2 separate regions of the Homo sapiens genome follow, and region 1 is linked to region 2. A link is a contact called in ENCODE Hi-C or POLR2A ChIA-PET data. All regions are on one chromosome and are shown on one strand. Each heading gives the region's core, a stretch centred on a gene start or an enhancer-like site at or near the end of the contact. The rest is flanking DNA. Distances are from core to core; before and after follow the strand shown.

Region 1 (6,273 bases), core at 2,236-4,735, 510 kb before region 2:
CAAGAGTGGGCCAGGCTCTGTTGTCGGGAGTGCCTGGAACAGCCTGAAGGCCAATGTGGCTGGGGCAGAGTGAGAGGTGAGCAAAGTAGTAGGAAATGAGATCTTATGTGAAACCCCCATGTCATAGGGTTCTTGCACACCCAAAGTGGAATGACTACTGAGTCCACAGTCTGGCTTCATTTTCTGGACGTTCAAGTGATGATAAGGAATTGCAAGGAAAGCCTGCTGTCAAACAACAATCTCCTCATTAAGTTTCACATGAACACATACAAAAAAGGACATTCTCTTTTTCCCTCTCAGGACCTTTGCATTTCAACAGCTTGAAATGCTCTTCTTTACTCCTCTTCCTATCAAATTCCCCAGGTTTAATTTAAGCTCTGCCCCCTGTGAGAATCTTCTCTTAACTCCTCCAGCTGACACTGAGTCAATCTTCTTTGTGACTAGGGGGTCTTAACCTAGGACTTCCCTGGCATCAATAGATTATTTACAGGAACTCTGAAACTGCATATGAAAAATTTTGTGTATCAATCAATATGCTTTTCCAAGGGTGCTCATAAATCCCATGAGATTTTCAAATGAGTTTGTAGCTTTGAAAGGTGGAGAACCACCAAGCACTCATGGACGGTGCTTCTCAAACATTAAATCTGCACGCAAACTATCCACATTTCATTAGACTGAAGATTCCAACTTGGTAGCCCTGGAGTGAGGCTTGGTGCTGCTGGTCCTGGGACCATACTTGGTAGCAAGAGACTAGAATGTGGTCAGCATTTGCTTGTGTACACTGGCAAGGTGCTCTCTGCACTTAGGTAGATCACAGGTTTCTGGACAGCAAGGGCACTGACAATACTACTTGGCTTTTCTCCCAAGTAGGGACTAATAGAAAAACAGCCCACTGTTGGGCCTGACAGGTGGTCTACAGATACCAGGCTTCTAAGGTTACCACCAAATGTTTTTAAGGCTAAACCTTTCCAAAATTCACAGCAGAATCTCAAAACTCCTAAAATCTTCCTGAAGCAAAGCTTTTTCCTCTCTTCCGGTAGTAGACTCCCATAACATGTTGAAACCTAAATCCATCAACTCTACAAGCTATCATAGTTAGCACAGGAAATGCACTCATTTGGAAGAATAATTCACTATATGAGGGATCAGTTACTCACTGAAGATGTTCAGTACAAAGAAATAACGTGAGGCACAGGGCATGGTGGCTCATGCCTGTAATCCCAGCACTTTCGGAGGCTGAGGCAGAAGGATCACTTGAGGCCAGGAGTTTGAGACCCTGGGGGAAAAAAAAAAAAAAGGAAAGGAAGGGAAGGGGAGGGGAGGGAAGCGGAGGGGTGGGGAGGGGAGGGCAGGGGAGGGGTGGGGAGGCGAGGCCAAAGGAGCCAAGATAAATCAAACCACCAGGCCCTTGAATGAGCAGGTCCTGGATAACTGTTTAGAGTCCAGCAGTGAAGTCTCATTTAAAAACGGCAGAGGGAGAGAAAGCCTCTAAAAGGCAAGGGATAATGTAGAAAAGTAAAAATAGGTTTTAGAATAAAAATGCCGTTTCAGACAAACTGCCACTCTATATTTGCAAAAACTGTAAAAGAAGTTATTTATTTGGCCATGTAGAAATAAAGTGCTTTTAACAGCAGCTAACAATAGATCACGTGAAAAAAATTACATACAAGACATGTGTGTCGGGAATGTCTTTATGTGTTCAAAAGGAATTTTGCATGTGGTATTTTATATATATACACATATTATTTGGACTTATAAAATACCCTATGTAATGAAAACTATGCATAAATATTTATAAAAATACCTTTTTCTAAGTAGGCCAGGAACATTTAATATTTTTCAATAAATTAATATATAAAATATATACATTAGTGCCAAATGGAACATATATTTTGAAATATGAAACCCAAGTAAAATGCTCAGGAATCTGGAGTAGAATCCAGGTATCTGCCAAAGGAAACTTTGGACGAGTTGTCTTTTGAAGAAGGGAAACAATGCTGGGTCTCTTATCTTCACGGACTGTTTTTGCTTGTCAAACTTCTAACATCACTTCAGCCGAGTTTCGTATTTGACTTCCAACCTCATGGCCATTTGACCTGCCAACTACTATTTTTCTTTGAGGCTTTTAACACCCCACCCAAGTATTTTGCTTTCCAGATTGTGTGCGTTTCCTTTTCACTTCACCTTAAAGTCAGCCTGGGTTTACAACATCGGCTTAAGGCGCACCCTCTAAGGTTTCAGACAGACCCAGGGCACCGCGGTGATGACCTGAAGCTGATATCTCTCGGCAAAGCCAAGGTATCCGGGAGGTTCTCCGCGTTGTGCCAGGATTTCCATCCAACCCGAGAGTCTCAGGGCAGAGGCCAGGCCCCCAGCGTCCGACTCCCAGGGGTCCCAGCCCCCTCCCCTGGCTGACCATGCGGGCTGGGACCTCCCAGCCGGAAAACACCGCCCTTTCCTGTCGCCTACTCCTTCCCCAGGCCGACGACTCGCGGAGGAGGAAGAGACGGAGGCCGATTAAGAAAATTAGCATTCATTAACCCGGTTCACGCTCCGGCCCCGGCGGAGGGGAGGGGCGCGCCGGGCGGCGGCGCTGGCGGTGGCCGGGTGACCGGCGGGCGCAGGTGCCACCGCGGCCTGAATTTTACTCTCTCGGGCCGGCAGCTGCGCCACTTGCGCCTCGTCGCGCGTCTGGGGCAGCCGCCACCGGCTTGCCCCAGCTTTAGGCAAATCCTTTTGAAAGACCCTGAGGGAGAAGAAACGCCTCCCTCTGGGTAGGAGAACCTGTAGCGTCTGCTGTTCGTCGCGTGTCCAGTTGCTCAGCCGGGAGCTCCGGCATCTTCAGGGCGCTTATTCCACTCTCCGGGTTTTGGCTGCAGCTCTGAGGGGAGCGAGCTAGAAACTGACAGAACGCGACCCTCCCCCTCCGCGCCCACCGGAGCCCGGGCTGAGAGGGACCTGGGGAGCTGCGGCCTGGCCGGGGCGGCGCACTCAGGTGGCCTCGCTTCCCTGCGGGTCACCGCCCGCCACTCGCACAGCTAGGTCGGCCTGTTGGGATCGGGAGAGGTGGGCGCACGAGTTTTAGTGCGGGAGTCCGGGGTGCGGGCGGAGTCCTATTGTCCCCGTGCACCCGGGCGGCAGCACCTCCGGGTCCCTCTTTAAACCGAGCGTCCGGCGACCTTTCTTTGTGCTTAGGGAGTCGAAAGCGGCATCTTCTCCGAGAGAAGTCGCCTACTGGGGGGTGGCGCTGGGGAGGTAACAATGGGCGCCCATTGTCCTCCGAGGGTCCAACGGTGACCCCCCCCCGCGCGCGCGCCCGGCCACCGGTTGGCCCCGGGCCAGGGCACAGGTACCGCGGCTGGGAGGGTCGGCCCCGCTGCCCGCGCCCTCCGCCCCGCCCCAGTGAGTCCCCGCGCCGCCGGCCCCGCCCCGCGCCGCCCCGCCCTCCGCAGGTTCAGTCCTCGCGTCCGGCCGCCCCGCGCTCAGTCGCGCGCACCTTCTCTCGCGGCCGGGGGACCGCAGCGCGGGGCTAGCCCGGAGACCCGGCCACCGGCCTGGGGCGCCTTCACGCCGTCTCGGAGCGGATAATGCGGTGAGCAGGCACCACGCCGGCAGACTCGGCTGGATCTGCGCACAGCGGCAGGGATTGCGTGCGCCCGCGGGAGGCCCGGGGCAGCGGCTGGGATCCTCAGCGGCGGCCGGTGAGTCGGGGCAGCCCAGGGCTCCTTCCTCTCTACCTGTCTGTGAGTCTGTCCCGCCCGCGGCCGTGGCCGCTTCCGGCGTGCGCTGGTGTTAGGCTGGGAAACCAGCAGGGAGTCGGGATACCCAGGGCATCGCTTTCCCATCTAGTGTCCAACGGAACGAAGGGGACATAAAGCAAGCCAGGAGGGGGTCCGGCGGCACGACCAGGACTCAGAGCTCCACCATTTGTGCCCACTACTTTTCAGGGTGGGGCTGCGCGGCCACATTGCACCCTCCGAGCTATTGGCAGAGCCATTCTGGGCGCGTATAGCATTTTTCCATCTGAGAACAAGCCGCGCTTGGCTACCGCGCCCCTCGCATCATGGATTGGTACCAGGGCCGCACATGGGTGCATCGCACAGCTCTGCCGTGGCATCGCCTGCCCGGTGCCCTCCTCTTTCTTAATGGAGGACATTGTTAGTGGGGCGCCAACCTGCAGATCTGGATATTGACTTTTTTGTTTTTTGACGGTGAACAGCTGAGACGTTTACAAGGTTTTTTGTTTTTTGTTTTCTTCCCTTTCTCCTTGAAACTAAGTGGCTTGACACAGACAAGTATCAGACATGTGAGGATGAATGGATCTGGCCATTTTTTCGTTATGAATTATTATACTCTATCCCTCTCTCGACTTTGGGAGGCATGTGTTTCATCTTATAAATAGAAAGTAGCATATTTTTGGGCAGGATCTCCTTTATACTGTGCAGTCTAGGAGAGGTCAGTTTAAAAATAAATATGCACTTGAATGTTACATTACTGAGAGCCAGGCTGTGGCTGGGACAAGCTGCGTGGACAGCAGCATCAAAGCCGGGAGCGCAGCTGTGTTGAAAGGAGTAAAAGCCCCAGAGTGCAGCCTAGGCTGACAGTCAAGTAATTACATTTTGTTTAAAAAAAAAAAAAAAAAAAGTGAGCGAATTAAAATGAGGAATGTCAGGAGGGTATTGCAACATGAATCTTTCCAGCCCTGGCGTATTTGGAGGAGTGGGCTGCTGCTGTGTGCTGAGGTTGTAGGGGGGCTCTAGGGAGGGAACTGATGAATGTGTTAGGGAGACAAAGATTCCATCCCCATCTCCCAGCTCTTAATTCTCACAATATCCAAGAGTTTCTTGGGAGTACTGCCTTTTAAAAGGAACAAAAATTAGGAGAGCAGCAGATGTCTGTATTTTAATAGCAAAGCCAGTTTTAGGGACTTCCTGTTAACATCACAGGGAGAAAAAAGACTCACCAGGAACCAGCGATGATGCCCCAAAGGTATCCCTAAGACAATTTAAAAGGCTCCTGTAATGTTCTAATTTACACAAGCTCTTTCATCTTAAAACCAGGAAATGTACCTTCTCTTCTTTTCTGGACAGTTCCAGAAGTCTACTCTTTCATACCCCCTGCAATTTGTGTGAGCTCTTATTGGTAGTTAATAAGCTACACAGGTATGTGTGTGATGCATACCCTTTTCAGAATAGATTTAGACACTCAGAAATAAGTTGGAGTAGTTGTGAAATATTTAGCATTTTCATATGTGAAATAAATGATAAAGGCCCTTTCTATAGTCAAGGAATGGTTGAAATTCTTCATAAAGTCTCCCAAAGAATGCGGGTTTCCCAATGGGCCTCACCCATTTGAATAAAACAGCACCAGCCTCTGGGCTCACAGATAAGAACTTTAGAGGAGAAATTTGGAAGCATTTCTGGATCCATGGCAGTTTCTGTTTTCCAATGGCATCATCTGCTAGAGATTTACATGATGAATTCTATGATTAGAACATGGTGCTGAGGCTGTGGCAGCAGCTACAGGCTTGAAATGAGATGAGCTCCTCTTTCCCTCAATCTGAGCAGTGAAATTGTTTCACGTATCTCTATGGAACAAGTAAAAGCAGCTAGAGTAATAAGTGTTGCACACTTTTTGCTTTTTATTGCACATTTAAGTGCGGTGCAAGATGAATAAATACAAAGCCGTAACAGTGATTGCAGAAGGGCTCACATGAGTTCATTTGCCCTGTCTGCGCTCCAGCCTTTCCTTTAATGTGGTGTTTTGTTTTATGTCCAACATGCTCACAAAAGCTGTGCTTTTTTCATGTATAAAGTTCCTGGTATTCAACAGTGTTGGGGATAAAATTGCTTTCACCTGTATCACCCAAAGATTTTTTTTTTTTTTTTTTTTTAGCCAGGCCATAGATTTTTCACAAATTCTTTGACCATTAACTGTAACATTTATCCAGTGGGTGGAATATAATTCGTAACCTAAAAACCTCCAAGAAGACTGCTCTGATCGTATTATTATTATTATTATTGTTATTCAGATTCTTGCTTTCAGTCAGATTTTATCTAGGCCCAGTCTCATTTCTTACTAACCAGAATCCTGTGAACCTGTATTTCTTTTCATTGATTGAATGAGAAATCTATTTTTAAATGCAGTATGTTTGCCAGAGAACAAGGATAGCCATTTGAAAATACTGGATTCAGCCAGCCACAAAATCTTGTGTGCCTCACCAAGCCATAGAAGACCAAGAATTTTCCTAATATATTGCATTGTTCATTACTT
Region 2 (6,234 bases), core at 1,137-3,636:
AGGGTGACTGTTTCATGCTTTTTAATGTAGGCTGTACCAGCCTTATCAGACAATGGTGGGAAGCCTGTGGAGACACAGCAGAATTTAGGAGGGCAGTGGCACTTGGATTCATTCAAATCCACCCAAATTCCCAGGGCTTCTTTCTTTCACAATCAATGCCCTCAGTGTTCACAGAAGAGACCTGATGAGGCTGCAAATGAAAATTTTTGTTGTAATTCTAGGCTGGGCGCGGTGGATCACGCCTGTAATCTCAGTACTTTGGAAGGCCGAGGTGGGGGAATCACTTGAGGTTAGGAGTTCCAAACCAGGCTGGCCAATATGGTGAAACCCCTTCTCTACTAAAAATACAAAAATTAGCTAGGTGCGGTGGCACACGCCTGTAATCCCAGTTACTTGGCAGGCTGAGGCAGGGAAATTGCTTGAGCCCGGGAGCCAGAGGTTGTAGTGAGCCAAGATTGTGCCACTGCACTCCAGCCTCGGCAACACAGCAAGACTCTGTCTCAAAACAATTATATTGTAATTCTGGTGCCTGCAGCACCAAGCTTTGCAGCTGAGAGCCCAGACAGTAGGGAATTGGGCTCCTCAGGGAGTCCAATATGCTCACACTTTACCCATTCCAAGAGGTTCACCCATATCATATCATTCCCCTGGACCTCATCACCAACCCTCTGATATCATTCCTTCCAAATCTTTCCCCAGCAGAGAAGGCAGATTTTTACATCACCCCTGAGGCTCCCTGAAATAGGAGGGTTTTCTGGTACAGTCATAAAAGCGTGTGTCCTCTGATCATGCTTAAGCTTGCCATTTTTCATTCTTTAAGCTCTCTTGGGCAGTTCAGGGGCTCAAAAAGTCAGAAAAACTTGTCCTTGCTACTGCCATTGCTGCTGCCACAGCCATCCCACACCCACAAAGCTGACAAATGGACACACAGCACTGTCAGAGTTTTCTTGTCACCTGGAAATGCCACAAAAAGATGGCTCTGCCTCATGTCTACCTTCTAAACCTCCCGCCAGTGCTTTACATATAGGGGACTTAAGCTATGCCCAGGACCAGAGCTACAAGGAAAGTGTAGATTTTAGTTGTTGATACCCTGCAATGTGGGGTTGTTGGGGGATGGAGAAGGGAGGCTGGAGAGGATGCCTGCCTAGGTGTAATTTTTTTTTTTTTTTTTTGAATTGGAGTCCCACTCTGTCACCCAGGCTGGAGTGTAGTGGCATGATCTCAGCTCACTACAATCTCTGCCTCCCAGGTTCAAGCAATTCTCCCTGCCTCAGCCTCTGGAGTAGCTGGGATTACAGGTGCCTGCCACCACGCCCAGCTAATTTTTGTGTTTTTTAGTAGAGACGGGGTTTTGCCATGTTGGCCAGGCTGGTCCTGAACTCCTGACCTCAGGTGATCCGCCCGTCTCAGCCTCCCAAATTTCTGGGATTACAGGCATGAGCCACCGCGCCGGCCTAGGCATAATATTTAATGTATATTTGAGGTCTGTCTTTGGACCACCTTCCTCTCTTATCCCAGCTAAGATACTGAGAGTACAAACTCCTGGTTATAATTCTAACTCCGCTGCTTACTACCTGTGTTAATCCAAATTCTCTGTGCCTCAATACTCATTAGTCACTGTGCCAATGAACTCTGGAACTCTGTGTGACTCTGGGAGTGTGTCGCAGTCCATCAGGTGAGTAGAATTTCTATAAATCGAGGACTACTGGTGTTGGACTATGGTAGGAAGCTCCCTGGGGTACTGTAGGAAGCAGGTGTCTCTATTTAGCAGCAGGACTGGCCCACAGGTGCTTTTACAGCGGCTGGCAAGTGTCTGCTCATGAATGAATGGATGGGTGGGAGCGGAGTGAAGGAGATTACGCCCCCAGGCCTCTGATCCCCAGGCTTGTAAAGGTGAGGGGGCCGCGGTGTGGCAAGAGGGAAAGAGTGCTTTGGTGTTTACAGGCCCCGACTTGAACTGAATCCTGGCTTTGCCACTTACGAGCGGCAGGACCCCTGGGTGAGTTCATTTACTCAGTTTCCTCTATTGTAGAATGGAGCTGGTAAGATCCATCTTCCCAACCCCACCCCAAATATTTGTGTTGAGAGTAAGTGGAACCCTTGATTCGAGAACCTAGTGCGGCCAGCGGACTAGGCCAGCGGAGAACCCTAGGAGCCCCGGGGGCGGGGGATGGGGGTGCAGGGTCCTGGCCGTGCAGGGGCAGCACGTGGGTGCCAAGCCCGCCTGCCGGTGCCAAGCCCGCCCGCCGGTGCCAAGCCCGCCCGCCAGTGCCTCTCGCGCGCACTCTGGATCCAGCGCCAATTTACCCCAATCCCGTAGCAGACGAGGGCTTGTGCGAGAGGGGGCCGGGCGGCTGCAGGGAAGGCGGAGTCCAAGGGGAAAACGAAACTGAGAACCAGCTCTCCCGAAGCCGCGGGTCTCCGGCCGGCGGCGGCGGCGGCGGCGGCGGCGGCGCAGGTGAGCAGGGCAGGGGGCAGCCGAGGGAGCGCGGGGAGCGGGGGCCGGGGGGCCACGTACGAGGGGCTGCAGGCCCAGCCGGGGCGGGACTCGCCAATCCTGCGTCCCCAGCTCAGGACGCGGACGCTGATCCGAAGCCCCTGGCCCCGGCTGGGTCAGCACTGGGAGAGCAGGCCCAGGTCCGCAGCCCGGGTGTGGGGCCCTCCCCAAATCCAGGGAAAGGATCGTGGAGCGGGGTGGGGACTGAAAGCCATTTCCTTCCCGTGAAGAATTTTTATCAGTGCAAGTAACAAATATTTCCCAGGCAGCAGTTGTGGGGCGGGGTCTAGTGGAAGACGAATAGGCCTAGTGGCTTGACACATGGAAAATACGGAGGCCTGAAATACTCATAGACTGGCTGAACAATCTTTGGCTAAAAATCTCTTCCGTGGAGAGTTGCAGTAGTTTCCCAATTGCCTGGCCGCAGTTCCTGTTCCCACTCCGTATCCTCACCCCTGAACCTCCACCCCCTACCTCTTCTCCACACCTCAGCATCTGGAATGTTCCTTTAAGTAAGAACCAGACTCTCCCCTGCTCCGACCTTCCCCGTAGCTTTCCTGTCTCATCAGAATCCTATAAACATTTATTAAGGCTCACAGGCAAGGCCCCTCGCACCCCCTACTCCGGCCACGCTGGCTTCCTTGCTGTTCCTGGTGCACAGCCAAGCATCCTCCAGCCTCTAGGCCTTTGCACTGCTTGTTTCTTCTTTCTGGAAAGCTTCTTCCCCAGATAACTGCATGGGGAAATCCCTCCCTTATCCTGCACTGCTTCCCATGCCAGCTTATCAGAGCAGCCTTCCTCAAACAACCTGCCTATACAAGAAACCCCGCTCTGCCCTTGCTGTTCCCCCTTCCACTACTTCGGTTGTCAACATAGTAGTTATCACCTGGTGACATTTTCTTTCTTTTCTTTTCTTTTTTTTTTTTTTTGAGACAGATTCTCACTCTGTCGCCAGGCTGGAATGCAGTGGCACGATCTGGGCTCACTGCAACCTCTGCCTCTCAGGTTCAAGCGATTTTCCTTCCTCAGCCTCCCAGGTAGCTGGGACTACAGGTGCCCGCCAGCACAGCCAACTAATTTTTTTATTTTTAGTAGAGACAGGGTTTCACCGTGTTGGCCAGGCTGTATGTAGTCTGCTGGAAAGGAAGTGGAGGCATAGCCAAAATAATTTCTGGGCATTAGTAAGATGGACAAATATTATTTTTTAGTGATTATGATGGAGGTTTCTTCCAGATGAGTGAATAAGATGTAGAATCTGCTCCCCAAAGAGCTCACTAATTAGTTTAAAAAGCAGTCAGGGCTGTGTTGAAGGTTGGGCAAGGTGGAGTGGCAAGCCCATACTAGCTGACCCTCCAGCATCAAAGAAGGCTGTGTTGATCCTGATAGATGAGTGGATATTGGTGGGTACAGAGAGAATGCAGATATTGCACTATAAATGTAGAGAAAAGCAGGTGACAAGTCCTGGATGGGGTATCTGGAGATATTTTGGTACTCACTCATTCATTATTGAGCCTGGTCCCTTACCTGTAGTAATTCATGCTCTATTTTGGAAAATAGTTAAATAAGCAATTTTAATAAAGGGGATGAGCACTGTGGAAGAGCCTGTGAAGGAGTGTCTGGGATTTTGAGCTGAAATCTGTAGGAAGTAGAAATTGACCAGGCCAAGACAGCAGAAGGAATAGAGTCAAGGGCATTTTAGGAGGGAGCAGGTTGGACAGAGGCAGTTGGGAGTTCAGGAGAGAGTCCATGGTGGAAGCGTGCTTTTGAGAACCATCATTGTGTCCGTGGAATTTAAAGCCACAAACCTGGAGGTGATCACCAGGGGAGTGAGTCCAAGTAGAAAAGAGCAAGTCTAAGGACCGGGCCCAGTGATGCTAGAATATCTAGAAAAGAGGAAGTTAGAACCATAGAAAAGGTTAAAAAAAAAAAAATAGAAGAAAAGAAGTTGAAGATGAACCAGGAAAGGAGACAGAAAAGGAGTAGCTTGTCAGAACAGAAGAAAACCAGGCCCAGGTGCCATGGCTCATGCCTGTAATCGCAGCACTTTGGGAGGCCAAGGTGGGTGGATCACCTGAGGTCAGGAGTTTGAGACCAGCCTGGCCAACATGGGGAAACCCCGTCTCTACTAAAAATATAAAAAATTAGCCGGGCGTGGTGGTGGGCGCCTGTAATCCCAGCTACTCGGAATGCTGAGGCAGGAGAATCGCTTGAACCCGGGAGGCAGAGGTTGCAGCGAGCCGAGATGCCACCATCACACTCCAGCCTGGGCAACAAGAGCGAAACTCTGTCTCAAAAGAAGAAAACTAGGAGAGTGGGTGTCTTAAAAGTCCAAGCTAAGACAGGGAGAGGAGGGCGAAGAGGATGCGCAACCCCATCAAATGCTGGTTGTAAGTCAAGTAGAGAAGGACTAAGAACTGACTACTGGATTTAGTGATAGGGAAGCCATTGGTAACCTCGACAAAAACAATTTCAGTGGCTTGTGGAGACTGCATGATTGAATTGATGTTTTTTTGTTTGTTTGTTTTGTTTTTGTTTTTTTTTTTGAGACGGAGTTTCGCTCTTGTTGCCCAGGCTGGAGTGCAATGGCACGATCTCAGCTCACCGCAACCTCCACCTCCTGGGTTCAAGCGATTCTCCTTCCTCAGCATCCCGAGTAGCTGGGATTACAGGCATGTGCCACCACCCCGGCTAATTTTGTATTTTTAGTAGAGATGGGGTTTCTCCATGTTGGTCAGGCTGGTCTTGAAGTCCCGACCTCAGGTGATCTGCCCGCCTTGGCCTCCCAAAGTGCTGGGATTACAGGTGTGAGCCACCGCGCCTGGCCACTGAATTGATGTTTTAAAAAGATCATGATGTGGCTGTATTAAAAAAGAAAACAGATAATAACAAGTGATGGTGAGGATGTGGAGAAATTAGAACCCTCGTGCATTGCTGGTGGAAATGTAACATGGGTGTAACCACTGTGGAAAACAATTTGGTGATTCATCACAAAGTTAAACAGAATTATCATGTGATTCAATTCCACTTATATACCACAAATATTCAGAAGTAGGGACTTAAACAGATATATGTATACCAGTGTTCACAGCAGCATGATTCAAGATGGCCAAAAGGTTGAAATAACCAGTGTCCATTCATAAATGAATGCATGAACAAAATATGGTATATATACACAACGGAATATTATTCAGCCTTAAAAAGGAAAGGAATTCTGACATATGCTACAACATAGATGAACCTTGAAGACATTTTGCTAAGTGAAATAACCAGACACAAAAGGACAAATACTGTTTGATTCCACTTATATGAGGTACCTAGAACAGGCAAATTTACAGAGACAGAAGAGAGATTAGAAAATATAAAAAATTAACCAGGCATGCCCACGCCTATGGTCCCAGCTACTCGGGAGGCTGAGGTGGGAGGATCGCTTGAGCCCAGAGTTCAAGGCTGCAGTAAGCTGTGATCACACCACTGCACTCCAGCCTGGGCAACAGAGCGAGACCCTGTCTCAAAAAAAAAAAAAAAAAAAAAGATTAGCAGAGACTGAAAGGACTGGGAAATGGGGAGTTACTGTTTAATGGGTACACACTTTCTGTTTGGAAAGATTAAGAGTTGTGGATGTGGATGTGGTGGCGGCTACACAACATTGTGAATGTACTTAAAGGCAGGGAATTAATACATTGAAAAATAGTACATTTCATGTTATGTGTATTTTATCACAATTTTAAAACATAAAA

What was found. A loop is a pair of places that touch in the nucleus more often than their neighbours do. ChIA-PET counts read pairs that join two places held with the same protein, here RNA polymerase II (POLR2A). Pooled maps may share reads with other maps.
Region 1: a loop to region 2 is called in a map of B cell, with 7 times the contacts of the local background. The contact joins the promoter of CDC42EP3 here to the promoter of EIF2AK2 in region 2. A Hi-C loop is called at or near these places in 2 of 168 maps with a recorded cell type or tissue (B cell and CD4-positive, alpha-beta T cell), 3 of 37 single-sample maps with no recorded cell type and 9 of 50 pooled maps. POLR2A ChIA-PET finds 5 or more read pairs at or near these places in 2 of 52 experiments (activated T-cell and activated naive CD8-positive, alpha-beta T cell).

The regions. Positions count from the first base shown.
Region 1 is chr2:37,668,854-37,675,126 of GRCh38, reverse strand. It overlaps CDC42EP3 (CDC42 effector protein 3), which reads left to right and starts at 3,485. Exons shown (of 2, transcript NM_006449.5): 1 at 3,485-3,701. RefSeq lists silencers at 2,507-2,676, 2,897-2,966, 2,977-3,036, 3,207-3,696.
Region 2 is chr2:37,153,132-37,159,365 of GRCh38, reverse strand. It overlaps EIF2AK2 (eukaryotic translation initiation factor 2 alpha kinase 2), which reads left to right and starts at 2,386. Exons shown (of 17, transcript NM_001135651.3): 1 at 2,386-2,458. RefSeq lists silencers at 2,087-2,276, 2,477-2,596 and an enhancer at 2,327-2,456.